Linked DNA regions of Homo sapiens: region 1 is linked to region 2. A link is a loop called in an ENCODE intact Hi-C map of the cell type or tissue named here. Cell type or tissue: endothelial cell of umbilical vein. All regions are shown on one strand. Links, peaks and the distances in the headings refer to the core of each region. The heading gives the core; the rest is flanking DNA. Region 1 has its middle 19 kb from the start of LINC03065. Region 2 holds the start of ZNF280D (zinc finger protein 280D).

The links. A loop is a pair of places that touch in the nucleus more often than their neighbours do. Peaks named below come from ENCODE experiments on the same cell type or tissue, not always from the same donor. Only the 100,000 strongest peaks of a DNase experiment are listed, where the experiment ranks them.
Region 1: it touches region 2 in a loop (4-fold over the local background); 4 of 110 quality-filtered maps call a loop at or near these places.

What each region holds. Positions count from the first base shown.
Region 1 is chr15:56,860,715-56,876,238 of GRCh38, reverse strand. No RefSeq gene overlaps it. Among named protein-coding and RNA genes, the nearest start is that of LINC03065, 19 kb to the left of the region's middle. In endothelial cell of umbilical vein, for the core only: a CTCF peak has its summit at 6,461 (motif pointing right); a DNase peak (open chromatin) is centred at 4,888; H3K27ac peaks cover 364 bases.
Region 2 is chr15:56,724,734-56,740,257 of GRCh38, reverse strand. ZNF280D (zinc finger protein 280D) reads left to right here and starts at 6,749. Exons shown (of 22, transcript NM_017661.4): 1 at 6,749-6,800. RefSeq lists a silencer at 6,730-6,999. In endothelial cell of umbilical vein, for the core only: no CTCF peak of the experiment used is centred there; DNase peaks (open chromatin) are centred at 6,697, 7,317 and 7,877; H3K4me3 peaks cover 1,997 bases; H3K27ac peaks cover 2,008 bases.

The DNA.
Region 1 (15,524 bases), core at 3,989-7,988, 140 kb before region 2:
TTCTACCTCTATGAATTTGACTAATCTAGATGCCTCCCTTAAGTGCAATCATACAATGTTTGTCTTTTTGTGTCTGGCTTGTTTTACTTAACATAATGTCTCCAAGATGTATTCATGTTGTCACTGTTATTTTAAAATTAAATTAATGAATATAATTTTTAAAAATATCTTGGTCTTAATTTTTTTTTTTTTAAGAGACAGGATCTTGTTCTGTTGCCCAGGTTGGTGCAGTGGTGTGATCATGGCTCGCTGCAACTTTGAACTCCTAGCCTCAAGTGATTCTCTCACCTCAGCCCCCCAAGTAACTAGGGCTGCAGGCACACACCATCATGCCTGGCTAATTAAAAAAAAAATTTTTTTGTAGAGATAGTGCACAGGCTGGTCTTGAACTCCTGGGCTCAAGTGATTCTCCTGCCTCAGCCTCCCAAAGTGCTGGGGATTACAGGCATGTGCCACCACATTTGGCCTAATTTTTTTCTTTTTGAGACGGAGTCTTGCTTTGTGGCCCATGCTGGAGTGCAGTGGTACCATCTTAGCTCACTGCAACCTTCGCCTCCGGGGTTCAAGTGATTCTTATGCCTCAGCCTCCTGAGTAGCTGGGATTATAGGCGTGGGTCACCATGCCCAGCTAATTTTTTGTATTTTTAGTAGACATGGGGTTTCACCAGGTTGGCCAGGCTGGTTTTGAACTCCTGGACTCACGCGGTCTTGAAGAGATCCCCACCATACTGTTTAATGAAGCTGTGGCCAGCTCAGAAATGAACTCTTACGTTAATTTACCCTCCTTTCCCGCCTCATTCACCTATTCTGCACTCTTAATGTCCTCAGATTACACCTCTCAATAAAGTGCTGGTCCTTAAATTTGCCTAGGCTCTGTTTTCTAAATAACTCAGGCAAAGACAGTGCCCAAAACAGTATAACAAGTGCTTAAAAAGATATTTTCTAAATAAACTAAGAAAAAAATTGGCTGTAAATATAGAAATATAAATAATTTTCCTTTAGTAAATTCAGAATTCATGACAATAGGAGCCCTAACATTGAGATTTAAAAAAAAACACAAAACCTTCAGCATATATGACATTGACATTTTGTAGAATATTTCCTTTTTTAAAATATAATGTTCATTATTTGGGATTTGTCTAATGTTTCCTCATGATTACATTCAAGTTCTGCATATCTAGCCAGAATGCTTCATAAGTGATACTGTGTCTTTCTTAGGGAATCACATTTACAAGTTCATACAGTATGTCTGTAATATCAATTCATCATCTGGTCAAGACTGCTAATCCTTTTTTTTTAACACATGCATTTAAATGTCTCTACTTTTCTCATTTATCATCGCATCATTATTATCCACCTCAAATAATATAGTAGGCTTCATTTTTGTTGCCTCCTGTTTCAGCCCCCCATGACTACCAACTAAAAGGTAAGCATCACAGAGGCAAGGATGTTTGCCTGTTGTTTTCATGGATATAATATATTCCAAATGTGTGTACAGTGCCTACCACATATTTACTGAATGCATGAATGAACAGATGATGATTCAGATTAGTAGATTATTGGATAACAGAGAATTTGTGTCCTTTATGACAGAACATTATTTTAATTTTTTAGAGACGAGATCTCACTATGTTTCGCAGGCTGGTCTTGAACTCCTGAGCTAAAGCAATCTTCCTGCCTTGGCCACCCAAAGTGTTGGGATTACAGGCATGAGCCACCGTGCCTAGCTGTGCCTAATTTATAAATTACATTTTATCATGGATACATATATATTTAGGAAAAACGCAGCATGTATGGGGTTTGGTACTATCCACGGTCTCAGGCATCCACTGGGGGTCTTGGAATGTATCACCCTCAGATAAGGAGGGACTACTACTACAAAATAATAGCCTTACTATTTTTTCCATTTCTCTGTACATTTATAATTGACAGTAAGAGAGCTTTCATGTTTTGACAAACATTTTAAAGGTCACAGGATAGTCATAATTGTTCCATTGATTATTATTATTATTATTTTTTAAGACAGAGTCTTGCTCTGTCACCAGGCTGGAGTGCAGTGGCATGATTTCAGCTCACTGCAACTTCTGCCTCCCAGGTTCAAGCAATTCCCCTGCCTCAGCCTCCCAAGTAGCTGGGATTACAGGCACGTGCCACCATGCCCGGCTAATGTTTTGTATTTTAGTAGAGACGGGGTTTCACCATGTTGGCCAAGATTGTCTCCATCTCCTGACCTCGTGATCCACCTGCCTTGGCCTCCCAAAGTGCTGGGATTACAGGCATGAGCCACCGCGCCCGGCCTCCATTATTAAAATCACTTTGCACAGTTTCAGCTTGCACTCTCATTTTTATGGTTCTGCACTGCCTGCACTCCCTGCATTCAAGGGAAGGTGCAAGTTAAATGCTTAAAAATGAAAACCAGAATGTTCTTACCATAGACTGATCTGAAGAAAATGAAGAACCACTGATTCTAGATGATAAGCTGTAGACATTAGCCTCCCATTTGGATCAATCCCAAATCTATATCTCCAGCTTGAGTTTCCAAGTGACTTTTGGTCATTCTACCAGCACTTAGTATGCAATACATCCAAAACTGAACTTCATCCTAACCCTCCCACCTACCAAAAAGCACCAAGCAACTTGATTCTCTGTCATTGAGTATCGGTTAGGATTAGTTTTGATGGCTAAACAGAGACCTGAAATAACAGCAGCTTAAGCAAAGTAAAGATTAATTTTTCTATCAAAATAAAACTCTAGGGTTAGGCAACCCAGTTGCTAATTAACCCAGGGCTAATTCCAGTATGAAGAATCACCAATTATCAGGAATCTAGGCCTTTCCTATTTTTTGTTCTATAATCCTTACCATGAAGCTTTTTTATCTTCAAGTTACCTCATGGTCACAAACCAGCTGTGGGCGCTTTAACCTTGACATTCCAGGCAGAAAGAAGAAAGGTAAAGAAAAAGTGCTGCCACCCTGCTATTCAATATACTTTAGAGAGCTCTCACGGATGCCCCATTCCAAAATGTCTGCTTATGTCTTATTAGACAATCCTATCTGTAATGGAGACAGAGAAATGTGGTTTTTAGCTGGGCATGTTGCTATCTTTTATATTAATGCTATATAGGTCAGTTACATAGAAAATGGGTAGAATGAATATTAGGCAAGCAATTAGTGGTCTCTTGTCAGACATCTTTAATGATCCTACTATTCACCTAGTCATCAAGCCAGAGACTTGGGGATTATCTGAGACTCTTCTCTCTCCCTCACTGCCCATATCCAAGGTTAGTTTATTATACTTTCTAAATATCTTTCGCATTTGGAACTCCACTTTTTTCTCTGATGCTCTATTGCCTAGAATAGTACATGACACAGATTGTTGACATTTATAAATGTTTGTAAAATTCTGATTCAATAGCTACTTTTCCTACATCTGGGGGAAGTTATCTCAGTGAACTTTACATCAGAGTCTTCAAACAATATTCAAAGAACATTCCTATTATATTATAAAGTGTAATTTCTGAAGTTCTTTAAGTTACAAAGCAATTTCCTATTCTCCGATACTAGTGGGAATTGAATTAGTTATTCAGTTTCAACAATATGAAACGTACTCCCCTCTCTGATATTTAATGTTTCTTAATTGTATAACTTTGTCTGTTAGTAGCTCCTGTCTCTTACACTCTGTCCTCCAGAAGTCCTCTATGGGACTTCCCTCAACATGCCCATTAGTGCATGAGTGTGTGCATGTGTGCGCACACACACACACACACACTGATGGCCTCAAGAATCTTGTTCCTTATGAAGTCAAAATGTCAAACATCTCAGTGGCAGGTAAGAAAAACAGTAACTCTCTCCCTGCTGAGCCACCTGCTGAATATTCCATATGCCAGGTGCTAATTTTAGGAGAAAGAAAGGAAAGTTTAAAAATGTATTCTCTTCTCACTGCTCAGCAAAAGCCTCCTTTCCTTTTCTTCTCAAGCAGCTGCAGCAGAAGCTTACGTGAATGCAAAATACAAGCGGTATTAGAAACAAGGCGTAATTTAAAAGATTTCACCAGATGACTTAAACAAATAAACCTGTTGGGTTAAGCTTATTGTTCTGGAGAGACTAAACACTGTGACTGGCCTTGGATTGATGGAATTCACTGGAATAGAGCAGGGATGACAAATTGGGATAAAATATTTGGCAGTTGTACTTTGTCTGAGGACAAATGACCAGCTTACTTTAAATTCATTTTCTGCAGCTGGTGAGTGGGTGGCCAGTTCTGCATCATACCTATTGTAGCCGAGTAAGTAACATTTCTTGACTTTGACAGGCTGCTCTCATTTGATTAGATATTTTACAAAACAATGTATTCTGCAGATCATTTTCAAAATGTTTTTCTTTCTCCAATTCCCATTCTGGTATAAATGAAGACCTCTGCAAGCTCTGAACATGCTCAGAGAATGGGTTGTTTTGACAAGCTGGAAAATAGACTATTTGCCAGCAATCTGCAAGCCAGAGCTTTAATAGTAGTCATATTACAAATGGTATTTTATCTTTGTCTTTACCATATTCCTTTATAGCTCTAAATATTTTATTTGCTGAAATAATTTATTTGAACACAGCAGCATTGGAGTGGGCAGTGAGAGCAAAAACACAAAGACCATTGTTGCAATTTCTTACTGCATTTGACATCATAATTTTATTCATTTGCTTTTTCAAACTAAAATTTCATGCAAAGTTGATGCCATTTCAACATGAATATGATTCTATATAGTAAGTTGAATGTGTAGAAATTCAGATATCTGGAAGTTATGAAACAAGGAATCAATTAGGTATACAAAAGCCGATGACTCACTATAGAAATATTCTTGGTCTCCTGTGCTGTGTATTAGCAACCATGGCCTACCCCAATTCCCATTTCCTTTAGTTGTGGAAGTTCTTGTGACTGCTTCTCCCTATGTTTATTTACTGCTCTTTTTTTCTTTTTTTTAATCAGTGCCTCTGTGATGTTTTCTCATCTCCTAACATTTCTGTTTACTCATTCTAGAAGCTAGACATCTGCAGAAAGTGCTAGCTAATCAGTTAAGAATTATTCTTTATCCCTTTAGCATTTGTGTTAAATGTAAATGTAATCCTAGACATTTTATACTTTAATTTGGGGGCTTATTCTGGAGATTTATTATTATTTTGTCAGTAATTATATTTGGAACTTTTCTTTCATTCTTAAATCTGATTTTATTTTTATTATTTATATATTCTTTTGAGACAAGGTCTCACTTGGTGCCCAGACTGGAGTGCAGTGGTGCGACCTTGGTTCACTGCAACCTCCACCTCTGCCTCCTGGCTCAAGCGATCCTTCTGCCTTAGCCTCCCAAGTTACTAGAACTACAGGTGTGCGCCACTAGGCCCTGCTAATTTTTGTATTTTTGGTGGGGGTAGAGACAGGGTTTTGCCATATTGCCCAGGCTGGTCTTGAACTCTTGGGCTTAAGTGATCCACCTGCTTGGGCCTTGCAAAGTGCTGGGATTACAGGCGTGAACCACTGCACTTGGCCCAAATCTGACTTTATGATTGAAGATAGATCTTCCTAAGAGACTGCTTTTTCCCATAAAAATAATTATATTAGGAAGAGCAAATAAAAATTTAAATAAAAGGAGCCTCTAATTGACCTTCAATTGATAGTCACAATTTTGCAAAGGAGAAGAGTCTATCAGCTCTCTCATTCCTACCTGACATCTTCCCCACTTACTGCAACATGGTCTTGGGCCAGTTATTTAACATTTCTGAGCCTCAATTCCCTTATCTGTGAAATGTGGATAAGAATAGTACCTACCACTAGGGTGGTTATAAGGATTAAGAGTTAATGTGTACAGGCCGGGCGCAGTGGCTGACGCCTGTAATCCCTGCACTTTGGGAGGCCGAGGTGGGCGGATCATGAGGTCAGGAGATTGAGACCATCCTGGATAACATGGTGAAACCCTGTCTCTACTAAAAATACAAAAAAAAAAAAAAAATTAGCCAAGCATGGTGGCAGGCATCTGTAGTCCCAGCTACTCAGGAGGCTGAGGCAGGAGAATGGCGTGAACCCGGGAGGCAGAGCTTGCAGTGAGTCGAGATAGCTCCCCTGCACTCCAGCCTGGGTGACAGAGCGAGACTCCGTCTCAAAAGAAAAAAAAAAAATTAAATAAAGAGTTAATGTGTACAAAGTGCGATGAACCACACCTGGCACCTAATAAAAGTTCCAAAAAATATTAGCTATTGTTATTGTCAAATTACCTCTATATAGATACATTTTCCTATCCTTTCCACTTTTCTTTCTCCTTCCCACATCAGCTTGTGAGAGAACAAGTCACTTCTAAGGATGCTAGGAGATTAGGAAGTGTGACCTGAAGCTGTGGTCACAGTCTAATCGTTTTGATAAACCCAAATGTTTAAATCCCAAAGAAAAAAAGTTCACCAAGACTGCCATATTGTACAACTCCAGGGGGCGCCATCCACCTGGTAGTCAGAGTGACTGCTGTTCCTGAAATTGTGCAGTGGACAATCCATGCAGCTATACATGGTAGCTCTGCATCCCACCATTCAATTACTTTGTTTATTTTCTTCACAATTCATTGTTTTCTGTTTCACGTAAAGTTATGTGTGCATAATGACATTTCAGTCAATGATGGACTGTGGACTGTGTTTAGGGTGGTGGTCCCATAAGATTATAATACAGCATTTTAACTATGCCTTTTCTATGGTTAGCTATGTTTAGAAACACAAATACTTACACTGTGTTATAATTGCCTACAGTATTCAGTACAGTAACATGCTGTCCAGGTTTGAAGCCTCGGAGCAATAGGCTATAACATATAGCCTAGGTGTGTGGTGGGTTATATCATCTAGGTTTGTGTAAATACATTCTATGATGTTCACACAATGACGAAATCACCTAGTCAGGGATTTTTCAGAATGCATCCCTATCGTTAATGCATGAATGTATGTGTAGTTATATACATTCACTGTATGACACACACACATAAAGCTTATCCATTGTTTTCCTTATACAAGTCTTTTTTTTTTCTTTCTGAAGGTGTTGACATTCAACTGGGAGTTATGTGTTTGTGTGCATCAAGGTTTATATTCACACCTACATGAAGTATTAATAGTGATAGAAAAACGTAAGAAGTAAAGAATAAATTACATTCAACTGTGTTGAAAATGCTCATAATTTATAAACATGATTGCTTTTTCTTCCCTCTATGAGATGATTACAAGTGGCTCAAAGCAAAGGATGTGAATAGAATCAAAATATTTAATTAATTGACCATTGAAGTGATAGGGGCTGATAGTAGATTTCCTGTCACTAAATGAAAGACATAGTCAAGCTGGGATAAATGTGATTGGCCAAATATCTCCACGACGTGTATGTCCGCTTTCTGTCATGTGTCTGTGGACACTGCCGGTGATTTGAATCAATATAACATTTTTTATTATTGTAAATAAAATGCTTCATTTAGTTCTTTCTCTGACATGAGGAAAAATTGTTCTCTGATGAACTACTTCAAGAAATATCCATTGAATTTTGAATACTGTGACAGTTTTATTTGAATTTATGACCAGTAATAGAACTACATACAGGTGGTACTGAGTTTCTACAAGATCCTCACTGTCATTTAAGCAACACAGATGTTTCCTTTATTCTTAATGAGTTAATCCCACTGCCATTCAAGCACAAGGAAGAAGGAGAAGGCGCCCAAAGGCCTATGTACCTAAAGGGAGTAGAATAAGCATAAAGCCTAGCTAATCTACAAATTTGATAATTCACCCTTGAATAATTGAAAATTTGATATATTTGCATTAGGAATGTGTAAATCAAGAGCACTGAAGTTCAACACATGCTGCGCTAAAATTAAAACAGTACTCAGATGGACTGAACCATGATTTATGATGTGCTTTTTTCAGTCCTTGGCATAGAATTTCCCTACTTACAAAAGAATCACAATGGAAAATACATAAAACTAGCTTTCCCTCTTGAGATGAATATTCTGCATATAATAATCTCTTGCTTCTTAAGTTACCATTCAGTTCACTTCAACAGTCATCTACTGAGCACCTTATTATGCTATTTCTGAAGATTCAAGGACGAATAAAACATAATCCCTGTTCTTAAGTTGTTTTCTCTTAATCCAAAGGATTGAAATAAAGTCAAGTGATCAAGGTACTGGGTTGGGGAGGCATGAAATAAGGTGTGAAAGGACGTATGGCAGACATTTGGGTCTTATTCTTTATAGCACTTTTTTTAGTAATCACTGGCAAATTGTTCTCCTACCCAGATTGCCTTCCCCTGTCTTTGTCAGCTCTTAGTATTGTCAACCTATCTTGTCTTGGGTTTAATAAAATATTCATCTAATAAATATGTGTGTTAAACTCTTAATGTACAAGTAACTTTTTAAGTGTTGTCAGTGACACAAAGTGATTGTCTTACAGCTGCTCACAATTTTCAATATTGTTTGAAAAGATAGTCACAGGAACTAACCCCCAAACAAGTCAAATGATGATTAACTTTATCATAGGATTATACATTGCACTCAATAGTGACAATGTAAAGTCAGAGTTCAGTGTGGAGAATCAGGTTCTTGACCAAGATTACACCACTGGTAAGCAGCAGAGCTGGGGTTTGAGACCAGGTCTGCCTATTGCCAACACCAGCATTCTTTTCACTTTAAAATTGCAACACAAAATAACATCATAAACATCAGTGCTTATCACAGACATATGCAAGGTTAAAATTGTTTTCAGCATTTTATGTGGAACTTTTACTTATTGTTATACTTTTGATCTATTGAGTGTCTTTTAGGGCCTTTTTCACACTCTAGTCTGTCCCCCCACCTAGAGGAGAACTCCTTTCTTTAGGATGCAGTGGAAAGAAACATGGACACTGAAGTATATCGCTGGTTATGTAGAGCAGGGGTCCTCAATCCCTGGGCCATGGACAAACTTTTCCCCCATCTGTGGAAAAATTGTCTTCCATGAAACCAGCCCTTGGTGCCAAAAAGGCTGGGGAATGCTAACATAGCGTCTTCAGTTTTCTCATCCATAAAAACCTCGCAGGGTTGTGGTAGAGATTAAAAGAAATAATTAATGCAAAGTCTCTAGCATAGCATGTCACTGACAGACCACTCTGGAAAGGTGAGTCATCTTCCCTTGAATTAAGAGAAAATATGCCTTTAAGTCCATCTGAGACAATACATTACAGCTGACAAGGACTGGAGGCCTATCTTGTTTACCTCCGTTGTTGCCCAGAGTGGAGCATGGAAATGCAGTGCGCTGATACTCTTTTCTCAAGGTCATATTGACAAATGTAAGCAGAAGTTTGATCATGTTTCTGTTCCTGTTTCTAGAGAAGTGACAACCTACTCCTAAAACATATTAAATAACTGGTCTGGATTTGGGGGAGTGTTATCCACATTTAATAGTTTCAATAATAAGATTGTGGGAAAATAATTGGCCTTCTGTAATTATTAATGATGTTGAACAACTTTTTATTGGTTTATTTGAAATTTATATTTTTTCCAGTGATTTGTCTGTTAATGTTCTTTGTCGTTTACTTAGTAATTTGCAGGAACTCTTGATAGATTATGGAATTTAATTTTTTTTTTTTGTGACGGAGTCTCGCTCTGTTGCCCAGGCTGGAGTGCAGTGGCGCGATCTTGGTTCACTGCGACCTCAGGCCTCCCAGGTTCAAGTGATTCTCCTTTCTCCTTTCTCAGCCTCCCAAGTAGCTGGGACTACAGGCATGCACCACTTGCCTGGCTAATTTTTTGTATTTCTTAGTAGAGCTGGGATTTCACCATGTTGGCCAGGCTGATCTGGAACTCCTGACCTCATGTGATCCACTCGCCTCTGCTTCCCAAAGTGCTAGGATTACAGGGGTGAGCCATGCCATCTGGCCTGTTGGTATATCTTTTAAATATAGCTTGTCTTCGAAAGATATATTGCATATCTTTTAGTTAGTTTAGGTTATCTTTTCCATACATGAATTCTAAATTTTTATGTAGCCCAATCTGCCAAATCTGACATGCCCTGTGAAACTCTCTACAATTCAAGGCTATATATATTTCTTCCATGTCCTAGCACCATTTGTTCAAAACAGTATACTTTCTCCTCTAAATTGCCTTTTCACCTTTGTCAAAAATCTGTTGTCTATATATGTATGCATGGTTTTATTTCTGGACTCCATCCTGTGCCAATGATTTCTTTGTCAATCTTTATTATCAATAGCACATTGTATTGGTTACTGTAGCTTTACGATATGTGTTGAAATCAGGTAGCATTAGCTCTCCAAATTTTTTGTTCTTTTTTGAAATTGTTTTGGCGATTGTAGATCCTTTGCATTTCCACATGAATTTTATTATCAGCCTGTCAAATTCTGCCAAAAGGCCTGCTTGAGATGGAAATGAATGTACAGCTCAAATTGGGAAGAATTGACATCTTAACCATATTGAGCCTCCTGAAGCATGAAAAAGGTATATCTCTTCATTTATTCAGATTTTCTTTAATCAGTGTCAGTAATGTTTTGTTGTTTCCAGTATGCAGGATTCTTACATCTTTGGTCAGATTTATCCCTAAATGTTTTCTAGTTTTTGGTGTTATTATAAATGATATTGTTTTAATTTTTTTTTATTTTCACTTGTTCATTAGTGGTAAATAGAAATACAATTGATTTTTTAATACATTAATTTTGTATCCTGCATGCTTGCTAAACTCATTATTAGTTCTAGTACCTGTTTTGTAGATTCTTTAGGATTTCCTACATAGATGGTCATGTTGTCTTCAAATAATGACAGTTCTACTTCTTTCTTTTCCATCTGGATGCCTTTAATTTCTTTTTCTTGCTTACAACCTCCAGTTAAATGTTTAATGGAGGTGGTGAGAGCAGACATACTTGTCTTTTTCTCAATCTTAGAGGAAAGCTTTAATTTTTACAAGTATGATGCTAGCTGTAGGTTTTTGTTTTTGTTTTTATAGATGCTGTTTATTAGATTGAGTATTCTCTTTTATACCTAGTTCGCTGAGAGTTTTTTTTAATCAGAAACCGATGTTGGATTTTTTCGAAGGCTTTATTCGTGTCTATTGAGACTATCATATGCTTTTCTTTTTAAATTAGTGTTTATATGGTGTCTTATATAATTTTTTTGAAAGTAAAACAACTTTGAATTCCTGGTATAGACCTAACTCAGTCATGATGTTTTATCCTTTTTAAATATTGATTGATTTGCTAAATTTTGTTTAGCATTTTGCATCTGTGTTCATGAGGGATATTGGTTTGTAAATTTCTTTTTTCGTTATGTGTCTGTGTGGTTCTAATATCAGGGTAATGGAGAACTCACAGAATTAGTTGGAAAGTATTTCCTTTTCAATTTTTTGGAAATTTGTGAAGAATTAGAATTATTCATTAACTGTTCATTCATGAATGTAACATTCATTAAATGTTTGGTGGAATTCACCAATAAAGCCATCTGGATCAGAGTTTTCTTTGTGGGAAGGTTTTTAACTGAAAATTTTGTTTCTTTAATAGATATACATATTTTTGTTTTGTTGTTTTATTTTTGAGATGCAATCTCAGCTCACTGCAACGTCTGCCTCTTGGGTTCAAGCGATCCTACTGCCTCAACGTCCCAAGTAGCTGGGACTGCAGGCACTCACCATCATGCCCTGCTAATTTTTGTTTATTTTTAGTAGAGTCGGGGTTTCACCATGTTGGCCAGGCTGGTCTCGAACTCCTGGCCTCAAGTGGTCCGCCCACCTTGGCCTCCCAAAGTACTGGGATTACAGGTGTGAGTCACCTGATGCCCGACCTATCTCTTTATATTATCTTTTTCTTCTTGAATGGGCTTTGGTAGTTTGTGTCTGTCGTGTGTCTGTCCTTCATCTAAATTGTTAAATATATTAGTTTGTGGTTGTTCATAATATTCCCTCATTATCCTTTTAGTATCTATGGATATCTATACTGATGTCATCTCTCTGACTCCTGATATTGGTAATTTGTGTCCTCACTCTTTTTTCCTGGTCAATTTAGAAATTTATCAATTTTATTAATCTTTGCAGGGTAGCTTTCAGTTTCCTTTTTCTTTCCCCTCCTCCTTTTTTTTTTTTTTTTTTGAAACAGAGTCTTGCTCTGTCATCCAGGCTGAAGTGCAGTGGCGTGATCACAGCTCACTTCAGCCTCGGATTCTGGGGCTCAAGTGATCCTCCCACCTCAGCCTCCCAAGTAGCTGGGAACACAGGTGTGCACCATTCCATCCAGCTAATTTAAAAATTTTTAGTAGAGACAGGGTCTCGCTATGTTGCCCAGACTGGTCTCGAACTCCTGGGCTCAAGGGATCCTCCTGCCTTGGCCGCCCAAAATGCTGGGATTACAGGCACCAGCCACATTTCCTTTAGCTTCATTGATTGTGTCTCTGGTTTTTCTGTTTTTGATTTTGTTTTATTTCTTTGATTTCTTCCCTGATATTTATTAATTCCTTTTTTTGCTTATTTTGGGTTTAATTTGCTTTCTGTATGACTTAAATCCTATTATGTTTATTGTGACTTGTTTTGTGGCACAAAATATTGTTTATCTTGATAAAATATCTCATGTGCACTAGAAAAGAATGTGTATTCTGCTGTTGTTTAGTGGACCTGTCCATACAAGTCAATTAGGTCATCTTGGTTGATAATGTTTGGAAAACCTGTATCATTACTATTTTCTGCTGACTTGATCTAAGAATTATTGAGAGGGGGTATTGAAATATTTTATTAGAATTGTGGATTTTCTATTTCTCCTTCTAGTTCTATTAATGTTTGTCTCATGTAAATTGAAGTTCTTGTATTAATTAGGTGAATAGTGTTTTTAGAATGTCATATCCTTTTGGTTAATTGACCCCTTTATCATTATGAAATGACATTTTAAACTCTCTAGTAACAGTGTTTGCTCTGAAATCTAGTTTGTTGGTCATTAATGTACCCATTTATTCTTTCTTTTGTTAAAGTTAACTTTTTTTTTTTCATTTTTAAACTTAACCTATTGGTGTTTTTCATATTTAAAGTGTATTTTTTATAGATAGCATATTATTGCCTTACTTTTTTATCCAATCTGATAACTTCTGTCTTTTAATTAGGTGTGTTTGGACCATTTACATTTTTTTCTTCTATTTATTTATCTTTAATTGACAAATAAAAATTGTATATATTTATGGTGAAAAACTTGATGTTTTGAAACATGTATACATTGTGGAGTGACTAAATCAAGCTTATTAACATATGCATTATTTCACAGTTATCTTTTTAAAATTTTTATTTTTTAAAAAATTTTGGTGGATATGTGGCAGGTGTATATATTTATGTGCTACATGAGATGTTTTGATACAGGCATGCAATGTATTACACATCATGGAAAATGGGGTATCCATCCCTTAAGTATTTATCCTTTGTGTTTCAAACAATCCAATAATACTCTTAGTTATTTTTAAATGTACAATTAAATTGTTTTGATTATAGTCCCTATGTTGTTCTATCAAATATTAGGTCTTATTCATTCTAACTATTTTTTTTGTACCCATTAACCATACCCACCTCCCCACCGCACCTCACTACCCTTCCCACCCTCTGGTAACCATTCTTGTATTCTCTAACTCCATGAGTTCAATTATTTTTATTTTTAGGTCCCACACGTAAGTGAAAATATGTGATGTTTGTCTTTCTGTGCTGTCTTATCTCACTTAACATACTGCCCTCCAGTCCCATCCATGCAGTTGCAAATGACAGGATCTCATTCTTTTTTATGGCCGAATAGTACTCCATTGTGTATAGGTACCACATTTTCTTTATCCATTCATCTATCGATGGACACTTAGGTTACTTCCAAATCTCGGCTAGTGTGAACAGAGCTGCAGCAAACCTGAGAGTGAAGAAATATACTGACTTCCTTTCTTTGGGGTGTATACCCAGCAGTGGGATTGCTGGATTATATGGTAGCTCTCTTTTTAGTTTTTTGAGGAACTTTTAAACTGTTCTCCATAGTGGTTGTATTAACTTAGATTCCTACCAACAGCGTATGAAGGTTCCCTTTTCTCCACATCCTCTCCAGCGTTTGTTATTGCCTGACTTTTAAATAAAAGCCATTTCAACTAGGGTGAGATGATATCTCATTGTATTTTTTTAAACCTTTCCTGTGGTGCTGATCATTGTAGTTTTTATTTGCATTTCTCTGATGATCAATGATGTTGAGCACCTTTACATATGCTTGTTTACCATTTGTATGTCTTTTTTGGGTGGTAAGAACTTAAAACCTACTCTCTTAGCAATCCTCAAGTATACAATATGTTGTTATTAAATGCAGTCACCATATTCTACAATAGATCTCTTGAACCTGTTCCTCCTAACTGAAATTTTGTATCCTTTCATCAACATTTTCCCAATATCAACCTTCAACCCTCACTCCCTAGTAACTACCATTTTAATCTCTGCTTCTATGAGTTCAGACTTTTTTAGATTCTACATGTAAGTGATATCATACAATGAATTGTCTTTCTGTGCCTTGTTTATTTCACTTAACATAATGATAACGTCCTCTAGGTTTATCCATGTTGTTGCAAATGACAAGATTTGCTTCTTTTTTTTTTAGGCTGAATTTCTTTAACCATTTATCCATTGAGGGACACTTAGATTGATTTCTTTTTTTTTTTTTTTCAGTTGAGAAGGAGTCTCGCTCTATTGCCCAGGCTGGAGTGCAGAGGCACGATCTCGGCTCACTGCAACCTCCGACTCCCAGGTTCAAGCAATTCTCCCACCTCAGCCTCCGGACTAGCTGGGATTACAGGTGCATGCCACCATGCCCGGCTAATTTTTGTATCTTTAGTAGAGACAAGGTTTCGCCATGTTGGCCAGGCTTGTCTTGAACTCTTGACCTCAAGTGATCTGCCCGCCTCTGCCTCTCAAAATGCTGGGATTACAGGCGTGAGCCACCACGCCTGGCTCCCTAGATTGATTTCATGTCTTGGCTATATTGTGAATAATGCTGCAATGAATATGGGAGTGCCAATATCTCTTTGACATACTGATTGCATTTCCTTTGGATATATACACAGCAGTGGGATTGGATTATACTATAGTTATATTTTTAATTTTTTGAGGAAACGTTATACTGTTTTCCATAATAACTATACTAATTTATGTTCCCACAAACAGGGCACAAGTGTTTCCTTTTCCTTTTCTCCATATCCTTACCAAGACTTGCTGTGTTTTCTCTTTTTTGATAATAGTTATTCTAACAAGTGTGAGGTAATATAAATATCTCATTGTAGTTTTTTGTTTGTTTGTTTTTGTTTGTTTTTGAGACTGAGTCTGGCTTTGTTGCTCAGGCTGGAGTGCAGTGGTGCGATCTCAGCTCACTGCAACCTCTGCCTCCTGGGTTCAAGCGATTCTGCTGCCTCAGCCTTCTGAGTAGCTGGCATTACAGGTGCGTGCCACCATGCCCAGCTAATTTTTTGTATTTTTAGTAGAGATGGGGTTTCACCAT
Region 2 (15,524 bases), core at 4,288-8,287:
AGCTTGATCCTACAGGGAAATTCTGGAGTGTAAGTTATTTGTCTAAATTGTTCCTACCCAAGACAGGGGGAGCTAAAGCTTCCATACTCCTGCATTTATCAGTCATTGGTTAAGAACTGCCCTTGAGGGATATAATTTCCCAGGGACTTCCAGTCCTTGTGAAAGCATGCAAAGTAGTTCCAAAAGCCTAAGGACAGTCCTGTGAAAAAGAGTTGCAGATCCCAGCTGTTGAAAACAGAAGCACAGTGAAACTTCAGGTAATGGGAACACTCAAAAAAGGTAGATGAATATCACCTACCTTTAAATACTGAAGCATCAATAGTATTTATTCTGGAGGCATAGTTCTAAAAGCTGCCTATTTCTCTGCTTTTTTGACTAAATTTTTCTTTTTCAATTTAATGGCCGTTACTTTGAGGCTATCTGAAATAATAGGTGCTATCTGAAACATATGTAATCTGATCTTTTCCTAAGTGAAAGTCACTTTGTACTGGTGCTTCCTTGCTCAAAGCCTTTGAAAGTCACATCTCTGTTTGGAATGTAGAAGAAGTAGTGTTTTCCAACCCTGCAAAGTCCCCCAGTGGTGGACTCTCTCTATTACCTTTCATTTCTGTTTGTAATGTTAGGGCTCAGAGAACGATACCTCAAAGTATGGGGCTTTGGGGTGTGCTGAGCACTTCTGAATTAAAGAAACTTGGAAACGCTTAGAAGTTGCCTCAGAATAAAGGACTTTCTAAACTTCTTCTGTCCTCGCAACCCCCAAACACAGGGAGAGGCTCTCCCTGGAAGTTCCCTTATCTTTCAGAAGAAAACTTTTTTCAAAAGAAATTGCATTTCCAAAGAAATGCAATTGTTCTAAAGCCTCCTCCCTAGGAATCTCATCAAATAACCAGTGAAGATTAACCATAAGGAGAAGAGAAAAGACTAAAAGTCATCATCATGCCCAGACAGACTGTTCCTCTATTCTTCTCAGGGCAACTGAGATTACCTGGGAGACTTTATCTGCATAAGAAGACCGTCTTTGTTCATTTCCGTTGCTCAGGCTGGAATGTAGTGGCAGGATCATGGCTCACTGCAGCCTTGAACTCCTGGACTGAAGGAATACTCCCGCCTCAGCCTCCTCAGTAGCTGGGACTACAGGTACATACCACCACACCTGGCTGCTGCTCTTCTTACAATAGTAACCTGAAGTAACCTGATATTAACCAATCAGTTTTCTTTCTATTATTCTGTCTCAGTGCCCCACCTTACAAGGAAAGTAACTTTGAAATGACCAACTTGTTTTTTGTTGTTTCTTCTTTCTTCAGTCCTTTATCTGTCTATAAAGTGAACCACATCTGTTCCATTCATGGGAACACCTATTCTATTGGTGTTCTATTGCCCCTCACCTTCCTTCAACTTGTTGCCACCTCCCTCAGAGCTCAGAAAACTTTGTCCCAGACCATTGTCTGTTCTTTGAGCTCATTCACGTCTTCTGAAAATCATTTGCTACCCCTCAAAATTGCTTATGTCTTCTATTTTCTTCTCTGCTATGAAGAGGGTATTTGAGTGTCAACTGTCTGGCCCTTCTTTGAGTCTTATGTTTTGTATGACTCCTGTGCACAGTACCATGTGAATACCTTTGTATGCCTTTTCTCCTGTTATTCTCTCTGTTGTTGGTAATTTCAGCAGACTCAAACCTTCAGATGTGAAAAATTTCCTTCGCCCCCAACAATAAACTGGTTAATTCTGTTCTATGCTAATCTCCTTCTGATAACATCTTGCTAAAAATATCAAAAATCACCAACCTCTACCATTAATATTGCTTTCTGAACTCTTCCCTTAGCTCTACAAGTTATGTAGATACTAATCTGCCTTGTGAGATATTGTAAGCAAGAGTTTAGCCACTGCCTAAAGTGAACCTTCAGCTGTCCACCCTCCTACATCTATTTCCTCGATTCCCACCTGATTGCTGTGCTAAGCTAATGACACACATTTTAGTTTTTATCATTGTAGGCCATCACTATTATTAATCAGAGTTAGTGATTTGAGCTATTGCAACAAACCACCCTCAAATCTCAGGGTCTTAACCCAATAAAGGTTTATTTTTTGCTCCAATCAGTCCAGTGAGGATCAGTGTGTTGATGCAATTTTTAAGAAACCCAGAGTCCTTCTATATAATGTTGCTGCCATCCCCCAGCTTCTCAGAGTTTTCTGTATCTAGCTGACTGGTGTGTGAAAAACAAATAGGAACTATAAATTACTGGAAGTTTTAAGGTCAGGCTTGCATGGGAGGGTCACTGCTTCTGTTTACATTCCACTGTCCAGAATTAGTTACACAGCCCAATATAAAAGGTAAGGAAGCTGGGAAACATAGGTTTCCTGGGTGCAAAGAGGAAAATAAGATGGTGAATATGTATCATTATCTCTGTCACACTTAACGATGATTTCAGTTGCAGGTAAGAGAAAATTCAACTCAAATTGGCCTTGTGGGGGAGGAAAAACTTTTCTTCTACTTTTTGAGGTTCTATAATTGGGGGCCTGTGAATAAACTGACAAAGGACAAGAGAAGACAGATTTTAATCACATATGTACGTAAGGAGATCACAAGGAAGTGTTGACTCCAGAGGGTGGTTAGAATTTGGGGCTTAGAGACTGATATACTTCCCTGAAGGGGAGGGGGAGAAAAGCACTTATGGGAAAACAAATGACTTCTTAGAAGGGGAAGGAGCAGAAAGGGAACTTACGGAAATGACTTTTGGGAAAGATAAATGGGCCCTTTGGAGAATAGATGGGAGATATCATAGTTGTTTTGACAATGTCTGTTTAGATGTGGTGACATTCTCATAGTCTCTGACGGTGACTCAATCTTCCTTGGTTGCTCCCTGGAGGGAATTTATAACAATTGAGTTCTTTTGGGTTCTTTTGAAAGGCTCTGCTTTTAGGTAGATAAGGGATTTCAGGAACATAAACATATTCAGCTCAAAATAATTTTTATGCCACAATGGCTTATTCTGGATCCCTTCAGCTTAAACAACAAAGGTGATTTATTAGCTCATAAACCAGAAAAGTCTAGAGGCAGTATGGGTTCCGGTGATGTTTTATTTGAAGGTTTATGATTCTCTCAGGGATTGGCTTCCTTTCCCTATGATTGATTCTCCCAGCTATTCCTCCTTCACGTGTTGGCTTTATTTTCAGTTGGCTCTACTTAGTAGCAAAGAAAAAAAAAAGAGGGAGAATGTAGCTCTTCCAGTATTTACATTTGAATGCCATACCATTCAGAGAAAAAAAAGAACTTCTGTATTCTCTGCAATAAAACAAAAATCCTAGGCTTCCCTCTGATTGGCCTCTGAAACAAAAACTAGTTCAAAGGGTGAGGGTAACTCTGATAACTTTTGGCCAGTTGGACAATTCTTGGACCTGCTGTGCGGTGTATTACGTCTGTCCAAATTGCATGGATGAACACAAAGTAATTGTGGAATGAAAGCTGGGAGATCACCCATATTCACTGCAATAATTCAGGTAAGGATGTGGAGCATAATCTCACTTAAGGAGAATGAGTACTGTGAGGATATCTATAGCAAGTGTGTAACATGTAGAACAGGCTGAGAATGTAAGTCAGAGAAGCTCATAAAAAATGGTGGGAAAGCTCAGACCGTAAGTCAGGAGAACCAAAAGAACGGCGTTCTAGAGGCCAAGGGCGTATGATGTCAGAAGTTTGAAGGACGATGTCAGAATCATCCAAATAACTTCCTGTGTGCTGATTCTATTCTCATGAGTCATCTTTTGTAATTTGGCCTCTCACGTAAATGTTCCTTTGAATGAAAATACATTAACCAGCTTTTTGGTCTCCATGGCAGTTGTGTTTTTCATGAACAACAACAAAAAATAATTGCAATTTTGGCTTACACATGTGTCTCAGTAAGTTTGGTTGGTATGAATCATCCCCCAGGATTCAAATTAGTTCTGGAGACTGGCAACATTGAGCTTTTGTCTCTACAAAGTGAGGACTAGACTCTAGAATACAGAGTGCAATCTTCTCTTTCATCCTGTTATAAATAAAAATAATAGGATGCCATCATTTTATTATTTTTACTTTTTATTTTCATAGGTTTTTGGAGAACAGGTGGTGTCTCGTTACATGAATACGTTCTTTAGTGGTGATTTCTGAGATTATGGAGCACCCATCACCCGAGCAGTATACACTCTACCCAATGTATAGTCTTTTATTCCTCACTCCCCTCTCACGCTCTCCCCGGAGTCCCCAAAGTCCACTCTATCATTACTATGTCTTTGCATCCTTATAACATAGCTCCCACTTACGAGAACATACAATGTTTGGTTTTCCATTCCTGAGTTACTTCACTTAGAACAATGGCCTCCAATTACATCCAGGTTGCTGCAACTGCCATTATTTCATTCCTTTTTATGAGGATGCCATTATTTTGGACCAAACTCCTGCACTAAGCCCCAGCAGACTAGACTAAAAACCAACATGGAGTTACCCATGCTCACAAAACTGAAACTGAGTTGTTATGTGGCCTTCTGAGAAATCAGGAGAGAGATAACAGCCTAATTTCCCAAACAGGCCAGTTTAAACCTTCAATCCCCATGATAATGAAGTTCCCTGTTTTAAGTCGTTTTTGTTTGTTTTTGAGACAACGTCTTGATCTGTTGCTCAGGCTGGACTGCAGTGGCAGGATCATGGCTCATTGCAGCCTTGAACTCCTGGACTGAAGGAATCCTCTTGCCTCAGCCTCCTCAGTAGCTGGGACTACAGGTACACACCACCACACCTGGCTGCTGTTGTTCTTACAATATTAATCTGGAGTAACCTGGTATTAACCAATCAGTTTTCTTTCTATTATTCTGTCTCAGTGCCCCACCTTACAAGGAAAGTAACTTTGAAAAGACCAACTTGTTTTTTGTTGTTTCTTCTTTCTTCAGCCCATTTTCTGTCTATAAAGCCAACCACATCTGCTCCATTCATGGGAACACCTATTCTGTTTTACTGAATGAAGTGGTGCCTGAATCTAGAATTGCAATAAAGCCAACCGAGATCTTTAAATTTGTTGTAATTTCACCTGACACTGTAGCATGCTTTGCTAACCTTTAGGGACATTTGAAAAACGATGTCTTAAGAATGTTCCAAGATTTTGGAATTTTTAAACTTTCCATGTTTGCTGTTTTGACTATTTTCTGTCTTTTCCTGTAAGGTTTATTTTTCAGGGCCAGCAGAAAAGGGAAAGCTGGGTAGATGATCCCAGGCCCATGTGGGAGAAGGATAGGTCATGGTTACCTCCAAGTACACCAGATCTGTAGGAGTGATCCAGGTGGTCTTTGGGGAAGATTAATTTGGGGGCAGTAATCAATATGGAGACTACAGTAATGATAAACACTTGAGAAAAACTGGGGAAAGCCAGATGAGAGAGAAGAAACTGAATTCGAATAGGAAGATGAATTAGCAAGATTCAGTGATTGAACAGGGTGTCTGTTATGGATCCTAACAGGCAAGATTTCAAGTCTTGGTCACTCACAAGCTGCACCAGTAATGCCATTGCTCTTGAGAAGACAATCAGTTTAGGAAACTTTCCTTACAGATCAGAATACAACCTTTAGCAAGTATTTACGCAAGCAGTATCTTGGCAAGTGTTCTTCTTGTAAATTTCTTATACTTCTCGTTGTCAAACTTTAAAAAATGCTATTACAGGTTAATATGCAGATGGCAGAGTTAGGAATTAGAGTGTGCAAGTTAATCATTCTAATTGGGTCACTCTTGTCATAGCCAACTAAAAGAATGGAGAAGCCAGTGCTGGGGGAAGCCCTCAGGGCACATAACATTGCTCTAAGAATGGAATTCTCAGCAAGCCTGGCTGCTGAAACCGCCTGCTGTAACCTGAAACAGGTTTTATCTTCAGGTTTTAGCTTCTCAAAGAACCTGCTGCAGCTGTAGGGCAAGCTTTACCAAGCCCCTTCCCTCACCAGTCAGAACTAACCAGCTACCCAAAACTTTACTAAATGTCAACGAACTTTCTAGAAAAACAATAGATAACTTTTTTTAAAAAATAAAACCCCCTAACTCCTCTTTGTTCTTCTGACATACTGAAGACCACCCTGTATGTGTAAATAACCTGAACTTGCAATTCCTGTGTCCCAAATAAAACGCTAAATGTACAGATTCGTCTCTTCGTATTTGACCTCGACAGGGAACGCAAGCAAAACCACACATTTAAAACAGACTTGGTAAAATCAGCTCGTTATTTAAAGAAACGGACGATTCCTTTTTCTCTCCTGGTTTAGTCTTCGACCCACAGGCCCCTTGCTTCTTTCGAACGGCGGCTGTATCCCATGACCTTTTCACTTTCCAAGCCAACGGACTGGGGGTCGTTACACACGCGGAGGGCCCGGAACGCACGGCTCCTCGCCTGCAAATTCCGAGCAGTCCGGATTTTGGGGCTGCCTCCCGGCCACACCAGCCAGCAGCTCGCACCCACATGGAGGCAGGGCCCTGGCCCTCGCCCCGGACCGGCGCGTGGCGGGGCGCGTGGGTCTTCGAGGGCCCGCGACGCGGCGCACATGCCGGTGCCCGCCTCCCGCGTCGGCGAGAAGACAGGGAGCTCGGACACGGGGAGGCTGACCCGGAGCCTACCCATGAGGCAGCGCGCCGGCTGCACGAGAGCCCCCCCCTTTCCACGGCTCGGCTGCCAGCTCCGCAATGGGAGCCGCCGCCGTCGCCGCAGTGTAGTTTTTCGTGCTCCTCCTTTTCCTCCTCCTCTTTCTCCTCCTCCTCAGGGCTCCAGTCAGGCCGATCCGCTCCGCTCACGGTAAGCGCCCCCCCGCCCCCGCCCGCCCTGCGCTGCAGCAGGCAGAGGCCCTCCCGCGCGGCCTGCGCCGCCTCACTCCGGGGGCGCTGGACTGGGGGTCTTGAGGCCGGCGCGGGTCGTCGGGAGCGCCCAGAGCGCGGGGGAGGAGACCGGCTGCGCGGCGGCGGCCGGACCGCCATCTTGCGTCGGCCCAGGCGGGGGAGGAGGTATCCCGGCGCGACGCGGCAGCCGCCTCGGCTGCTGCAGGCCTGGGCCGCGCAGGCCTTCGCCTTCTGCTCCTCCGCCACCTCCTCTCCCAGGCGTGTGCGCCTGTTTGTCCCCAGCCTGGTTTTGGCTTTTCTCTCTGGAGGCAACTCCCTTTGGTACATTTTGTGCCGATGTTTGGCCAAGACCCATGGTCCTCACACCACAGCCCACCCCCGTGTCTCTTCAGTCGTAGGAAAGGAGACCAAAGGGGATTCGGGATTTGCAGGCACAGGGCCCCTCATTTTGCCCAGATGACCGGTCGTTCCACGTTTGCACCCTCATTTTTGTCAAAGAGACCTCCCCTCCTCTGCCATAGAATTCCCGTTATTGTCTACAGAAGAAGGGCCCTGAGGAGAAACGTGGAGTTGGAGACAAAATTTTCTGAGCTTTGCAAGGTTCACTTACTGAGACGGAAAGAATGATCTCACTCTGAGGTTTTAGCCTGCTCCAGCGATGGAAGGAATTCCTCCCAACTTATCGCAAGTTTTAACGCTTTTAAGGAGAAATCTGCTGGAGAGGAAAAACGTCAAGGTGAACCCGCTTCTGCAAGCACGGGAGACCTTTGGCCAAAGGCCTTTGTTTGCGAAGATTTGTTAAAAAAAAAAAAATCTGTCATCTTAAATATTTGGCTTTATTTTCAGGTTTGGACAGAATTTGTCTTTTTTAGTGCCATGAAACATAAAATGGAACGCTAGAAGGACAGTTTTAAAGCACAAAAGCTGCCTCTTAGCATCTGTAAGGTGTCCTGCTTTGGGGGACTGCTGTGCCAACTCCAGCTGTCTCCACGCAGAAACTTAACCAGGGAAGGCACTGGTTTGCTTATACCATTGTTAGGGCTGTGTGCCTCTGATGTTTTAACATCACTACAAATACTGTTGTAATTGTGTCTTGCTTTTGTGCCTTTCATTGATAACCCCTGATTTGTATCTCTTAGCCCCTTTTGAAGTGGTCTGGGTTGCTGGAATCATTTTGCAGGCGAGGAAACAGAGCCTCAGGGAGAGGACTTTAATGAGGTCACTGACTAGGAAGAGCCAAGGCCAATTATATTAATAGAACCTTAGGTCTTCTGACTCCTTCTCCGGTGCTCAACTCTAGTATATACCATTTTTGTGGGAATGAGGTAGATGAGAATAGGCAAGGAGGCTCACTTAAAGATTTTAAGAAACATTACTCAGTTGCCCTTTCGTTGATATTTTTATACTTTACTTTTGAAATGCGGTTGTTATGTTGCCCAGGCTGGTCTCAGACTCCTGGGCTCAAGCTGACCTCTCACCTCAGCCTCCGTAGCTGGGATTACAGGTGTGCACCATCTAGCCTGGCTTTTATATTTTTATTCTCGAGTTAATTTCTTAACTTTGCAACTTGCTATTTTTTTCGAAAATATTGGAAAGTTAAATAGCCCATTTGAACACTTAGTTTTAACGCTACCTTTTTGCCATATTTGCATTTTTCCACTTATCTCACATTCTGTTTTCTGAACGTTTCAAAGTGCATTACGGATATGACAGTTCAGCCCTAAATGCTGTATGTGTGTCAGTATGTATTTTGTAAGAGATCAAGGCCATTTTTCTGTGTAACAATACCGCAATCACACTTAAGAAAGTGAAGAATATTCCTTAAAATCTAACGTGGTGTAGTATATATTCACATTTCCCCCCATTTCTTCAAAATTCCTTTTCAGTCTTTTTTTTTTTTTTTTTTTTTTGAGATAGGTACTTGCTCTGTGTCCCAGGATGGAGCGCTGTGGAGCAGTCTTGGCTCGCTGCATCCTTGACCTCCTTCCTGGGCTCAAGCCATCCTCCCACCTCGGCCTCCTGAGTAGCTGGGAACCCAGGAGCACGCCACCACACTCAGCTAATTTTTGTATTTTTTGTAGAGATGGGGTTTTGCCGTGTTACCTAGGCTGGTGTCAAACTCCTGGGTTCAAGTGATCCACCTGCCTCGGCCTCCCAAAGTGCTGGGATTACAGATGTGAGCCACAGCACTGGGCGAAATTGACCTTTTGAAGAGACCTGGTCTGTAGTCTTTCAGAATAACCCATATTCCATGTTTTAGTGATAGTTCCTCCTGATAGTGTTTAAATTTGTTCCCCCTATCCTCTCTGTTTTCTCTAAACTTGGATTTGGGTCTAAAGGCTTGAATATATTTAGGTTTAATATTTTTTTGACAGGAATACTTCATAAGCCATGCAGTATGCTTCATTGCATACAACATCCAAAGGCACATAAAGTAGGCTTGTCTTATTAATAATCCTAAATTTGATCTCTTAGATAAGGTGGTGACAAGCTATCTTTCCATTGTAAGCATTTCCTTCTGCAATTAGCAAGTCATTTGTGGTGTGATATTTTGGCATTAGTAGTTGGTAGGAATTTACCTGCAGTAATCTGATAAACACAGTTGGGAGCAGTCGTTTAGGTATGGCTTTGGAAGTTAGGAAGAAGAAGAAGTGGAGACAATTCTGGAGGAAATACTAACCCATCTACTTTAGGGAACTTGGAATGCTTCTATGTGTTGGCATCAGAGCCTAGGGAGACTAGGAGAGAGGAGGCAGAAAGTAGATGTCAGAAAGCTTTGCCTTCTTTGAAAGTTTGCTTAGGACCATTTTAGCCATAGTAAGCTATGGTAAATAGAAAAGTTCTGAAGTAGTTTGATGTTGGAGGATTGCAAGTGCTTCAACTGGAACATCTGTCCAGTTAGGCTACTAATCCAGTCCTTTTTCATTCCAGTGTTCTATTAATCAGCATTGGCTCACTGAAATAGCAGTTTTCACAAATGAAAAGTCAACTGTAGTTTTAGGTGACAGGAAATTGGATATTTCTATTGACAACATACTTTGTTATTCCAAAAGCAAGTTTTGGAAGATGAGGAATACTTACGACATATTCACTAATTAAATATATAAATCCTGAATAGTTTTTTTCTTGCTTTAGAAAGGAATTAAAAACTTTGAATTTTCAGATTGCTTTAAATAGTGATTTAAATAATGACTTGATTTAATCAGTGCCTTATATCAAAAATTGTATGTTTAGAATTTTGATTTATTTCTCCAGAGCAATTTTAAGGATTCTCTTAACCCTCAGTATACGAGGAAAAGTGTACAATTATCACTATCATCTGGGTCAAAAGGGACTGGTTTTTTTTGCATTTTACGTTATTATGTATAATTTATAGGAGTAAAAATAAAGCATAATGTAAAACAACTTATTGGAGCTTTTAATAAGAATTTCAATACAGCAGATATCTTTGTATGTACTTAGAAAAATAAAAAATAAAAAATCTATTTCATGCATTTAATTACATAACACTCCTACAACAAATATACATCACATTTGAACGCTTTGCATAAACATTCTCATTGTAACACACATTTTTTTCTTTTTGAGTTTCTGTATCTGTACAAAGAACATCTTTCTTTCTTCCCATTTTCAGATCTGTGCAGAAATCATTGTGGTTAGAGGGTAAGACAACATTCCCTTCCTATTTTCTGCAAGTTATTTTCCTAGTTGCATGAGGAATTTCTTCTTGGTAACTTCCAGTTTTGTAACTGAAGCTTTTCCCGTACAATGAAAGTATACTCTGAACTAATATCAGTCATAAGCCATCTTCAAATCATTCTCTTCCAAGTATTGTTTCTGACCCACTTTTTGAATGTGTCACTTCTGTAGTCTTTTTGTAATACAGATCACTTCAGATTAATTTATGCAAGGATTTTAAAATTCATTGATGGTTGAGAATGCACTGAGCTGAGAAGAGTAGGTATAGTTTTCCTTAGGACAATAAGAATCATGAATTATATTCGAAATCCAGATTTTGTGCAGTTGACTTCTTTTGCTTTTCCATTTGTGAAAATTCACAGAAGTTCAATGCTGTTCTTCCTAACAGTGCCAACTAAGGAGAGTTTGATGCTGTGTGATATTCAGCCAAGTCTAAATTTGTAAAAAATTTGTCACAAGTTATATGTCTGACAGAATTTTGAAATTTTTCTGTCATTTCGTATATATCAATCTTGATTCTACTTTCATGCCTTTTCCCAATCTCTGTGTAGATCTGCATTGTCCAAGCTTATCATATTTCATTGTCACCTGTTGCTCAGATTTTCATTTCATGTTTTTCACCTTTTGAAGGTATTTCTACCTGAAATGGGCAACATCATCTGAATGGAATTAACTATAGATGCTCCTTGAATTACGATAGGTTACATCCTTGATAAACCCGTCATTAGTTGAAAGTATCATGAGTTGAAAATGCATTTAATACACCTAACATACTGAACATCGTAGCTTGGCTTAGCCTACCTCAAATATGCACAGAACATTTATATTAGTCTACAGTTGGGCAACATCATCTAACTCAAAGCTTATTTTTTAATAATAAAGTGTTGAGTATCTCATGTAATTTATTGAGTACTGTACTGAAAGTGAAAAACAGAATGGTTGTATGAGTACTGGAAGTAATGAATGCACTTTCACACCATTATAAAGTTGAAAATTGTTGTAAGTTGAACCATCTTAAGTTGGAGACTGTCTGTACTTAGCAACTTTCATACAAGACCCTGGAACTATTTGTCTTATAAATACTGATTCTAAATTTCAAATGCTTCCCTGATAGGTTCTTGCTTGTCATTCCTTCTGGGTTGTCTTTTTGCATGTACATCATCAAAATGCAATACTGGAAGAATTTTTGAAACCTTTGATGGTTCATAATTTTGTTGAAGACAGGACGGCCATCTTCTTTGCTCCACAATTGCAAGATTTTTCAATTTCAGATTTATGAGCAACTAACTAGAATGATCAATCCAATGAATTTTTTAAAATGTCTATATTTTCTATTTCCTTCCAGTCACCTTTGCATACCCCTGCATTCAATACTTGGGCACTTAAGCGTTGTATCAAGGCCGGGTGTGGTGGCTTATGCCTGTAATCCCAGCACTTTGGGAGGCCAAGGCAGGATTGCTTGAGCCTAGGAGTTTGAGACTAGCCTGGGCAACATAAGAAGACCTTGTCTCTACAAAAAATAAAAAATTAGCCGGGTGTAGTGGCATGTGCCTGTGGTCCCAGGTACTTGGGAGGCTGAGGTGGGAGGATCGCTTCAGGTCTGGGTTGCAGTGAGCTGCAATTGTGTCACTGCACTCCAGCCTGGGTGACAGAGTGAGACCCTGTCTCTTAAAAAAAAAAAAATGTATTAAGTAAAATTTTAGCACACACTTGTAAAGGATGAAAGACTGTCACATTTTCTTTGAGCAGAACAGCATGGTCCATATTCTTAATGTAAAAATATTGTGTGATGAAGTTCTTCCCACTGGATGAGAATGCCGTATTTCCTTTTTGTTTTTAGAAATACGTTATTCTCTCATTGATTAAGTTTGAGGGAATTTATCTAAAGTAACTCATCCAAGGACTCAGTCTGAGATTTCCCTTATAAAGTCATTTTCACTACCATCATTAAGAGTCTAAAGTGCTGCTGTCTATCTTTGTGTTAATCTTCTGGTTCGTCTAATAGTTGTGAAATGCCTTCCTCTGTTAATTTTCTTCTCTTCCATTTTGGGCAGAAAATGAAGTCTGAGTTCTTAATTGTATTCAGTGAAAACTAGAAACAGATGAAGGGGATCAGAATCTGCCACTTACGCATGAGGATTATTTTGAGTTGAAGGCAATTGAGAGTCAGTAGATGCTGGAAGAGTTCTGTGCCCTCCCCTTATTTGCCTAGTAGTAGCAGGGCATTAATTTCTATCTTTTTTCTTTTTTTTCTTTTTGAGACCGTGTCTTGCTCTTGTTGTCCAGGCTGGAATGCAATGGCGTGATCTCAGCTCACTGCAGCCTCCACTTCCCGGGTTCAAGTGATTCTCCTGCCTCAGCCTCCCGAGTAGCTGGAACTACAGGCGTGCGCCACCATGCCTGACTAATTTTGTATTTTTAGTAGAGACGGGGTTTTGCCATGTTGGCCAGGCTGGTCTCGAACTCCTGACCTCAGGTGACCCACCTCCCAAAGTGCTGGGATTACAGGCATGAGCCACCACGCCCAGCCAGTTTCCTTCTTATAACAGGGAGGGAAGAGCAACTCTTTTCCCTTGAGATTGAGAGTCAAGGCAGAGATGAGTTTGTATAAACAAATTTTACTAAAATAACCGTTATTTTCCATTAGTTCTCCCATTTTTTCTAGTCACTTTCCCATGGTTTATTGTCCCTGAAATTCCAAGTTCCCTTTTTTGGGGGGGTTAAAATAGTATAAAAGCCTCTACGTCTAACCACTTGTTTGAGTTTCACTTCTTTTCTGTGAACTCCTGTGCATGTCAATATTAATAAAAATTGTATGCTTCTTCTCTTGTGAATCTGTCTTTTCATAGTTTAATTCACAGGCCATGAGATACTGAACCAAAGGTGATAGAGGAATTGTTTTCCCTCTCTGACATAGACTACAAAAATGTCTTCAGTTTTCCATATGTCTTTGAAAATTGATGCAATATTTTTGCAAAACTATAAGAAAACTGGAAAATAAATGAGAACAATTAAGGCTAATGCATTAGTCATGATTTATTTCACTGTTGTATTATTCTTTTAGGCAGTCCTATTATTTTTTTAGCATAGTTGGGATTAATTGATGAACAATGGTGAAATAATACCTAGAATGATGGAGTTAGCAAAATATTTCAAGATGTAGGAAAAATAAAGCCACTAACATCCCATAATGTATTTTAGATTGATAAAAGGATTCTGTTATAGACCCACATAATAATTATAAGATATAATGAGTTTTAATCTATTTTAAAGTAGTAAGTAAATTTTCCCTTCTTTGTTTAAAGATCTCTAGGAAACAATGTGAATAATGTCAGTCTTTCTAAAAAGAACTGCTCAAGAAAGAAAGTAAAAAACTAGTTTCCTTTGGACTCTGATAGTATACTGGACTTTAATGGTTAATTTGGACAGTTAGAGTTCCACCCCTCTCCAATACACACATTAAACCTACCTGCCTCTTCTACTTCCATAATAGGTTTTTTTTTTTAGCCTGTTGTACTTTAATACATCTCTAATGAATACAGGCAGTACCTAGAAAGTTGTTCCTTGAGGTTTCTGTTCTAAAGTTTTTTTGTTGTTACCAGTTTTTTTTTCTTAAACCTTTCTTCCAAGCTTTACCTTCAGAGACCCTTCATAATAAAAAATTATTAATTGGAACCCTGGCACATCAGGCCAACGTTGTATTTAGGCTTTTTGCTTAAATGGATTACACCAAAAAATATTTCAGTCATTTTCATTGCAAACATTCCTGTTTTTCTGGTTTTATATAACAGGATGAAGACAAAGTAATTTTTGGGATGATGTATGCCTTGTTTCTTTGTGTTTGTAAACACAATGCCTTACACATAATTAATGTTCGATAAATACTTAGTTTTTTTTTTTAATCACCTGAATATTCCCCAACAGTTTAAAATTATTGCTTTACTTTTTGGATTGGTATGTAACTTACAAATTTTTGACCAGCTAGCATAGTAATTTAGCTTTCTTTTTTAAAAAGGGCTTTGACTTGTGTTTATCTAGTACAGTAGTTCTCTAAATGTGGTCTTGGGCTTGAGACTCTTTGAAGGATTCTACTAGGTCCTCCCTTTACCACATACTTTTCCTGTGAAGCTGTATTTTCTTCAACAGAAGAGTGTAGTGCAACAGGTTGAATGCAGAAGGTCGTAAGAGAATCCAGCTGTCTTTATTAAGACAATGAGGTATGCAAAAATGTAGCAAAAATGTAAAACAATACCACTCTTTAAATTTTTTGTTTTGAGAAATACACTTTTTTTGTAAAAATATATTAATATGTGCTGCTTTCATTATTATCATCTTTAAGTAAATGAATACATATTGAAAAAAATTTCTCAGGTTTGGGGTTTCTGGACTCCCAGGCAAAGATTCCATCCTTAAAGTTTAGTCAACCACACATCTTTTTTTGATCAGGTTTGGGATTTTTTTTTTTAACATTATTAACTGAATGCCTTTGAGTTGATACGCATTTTGACTAGGGCTAGTAACCAAAGCAAAGATGATCAGTCTATGAACTAATTTGCCCTTTGCTTCTAGGCTTCACTCCTGTGCGTTCCTTATTTTGTGGGTTACCTTTGGCAAATCTAAGAAGCTAAGCCTGGAGGGGCTTGAGAGAGGCCTGGGGGTTTTAGGTATAATCCTAATCTCTGTCGTATCTCTTGCTTTTTTTACTTGCTCTGCTTTTCCTATTCAAGGTTTAAGATTATCTGACTCTCAGCTATACAGGATTGCTGACTGCTGCTAGAAAGGCCTTCATAACCAAAATGCAACATGGAAATAGCTTTCTTACATTCCATGAGAAAAAAAATAGATCTGACAACGTTATTGAATAGAAAAAGGTAAATAAGAAAATTGGCACTACTTCAGTGACACTACATTGTAGTGTCTGTTCATTTGAGAAGTTATACACAACAGATGTCTTTCTATTCTTTGATTTCTTTTATTGTAGTGT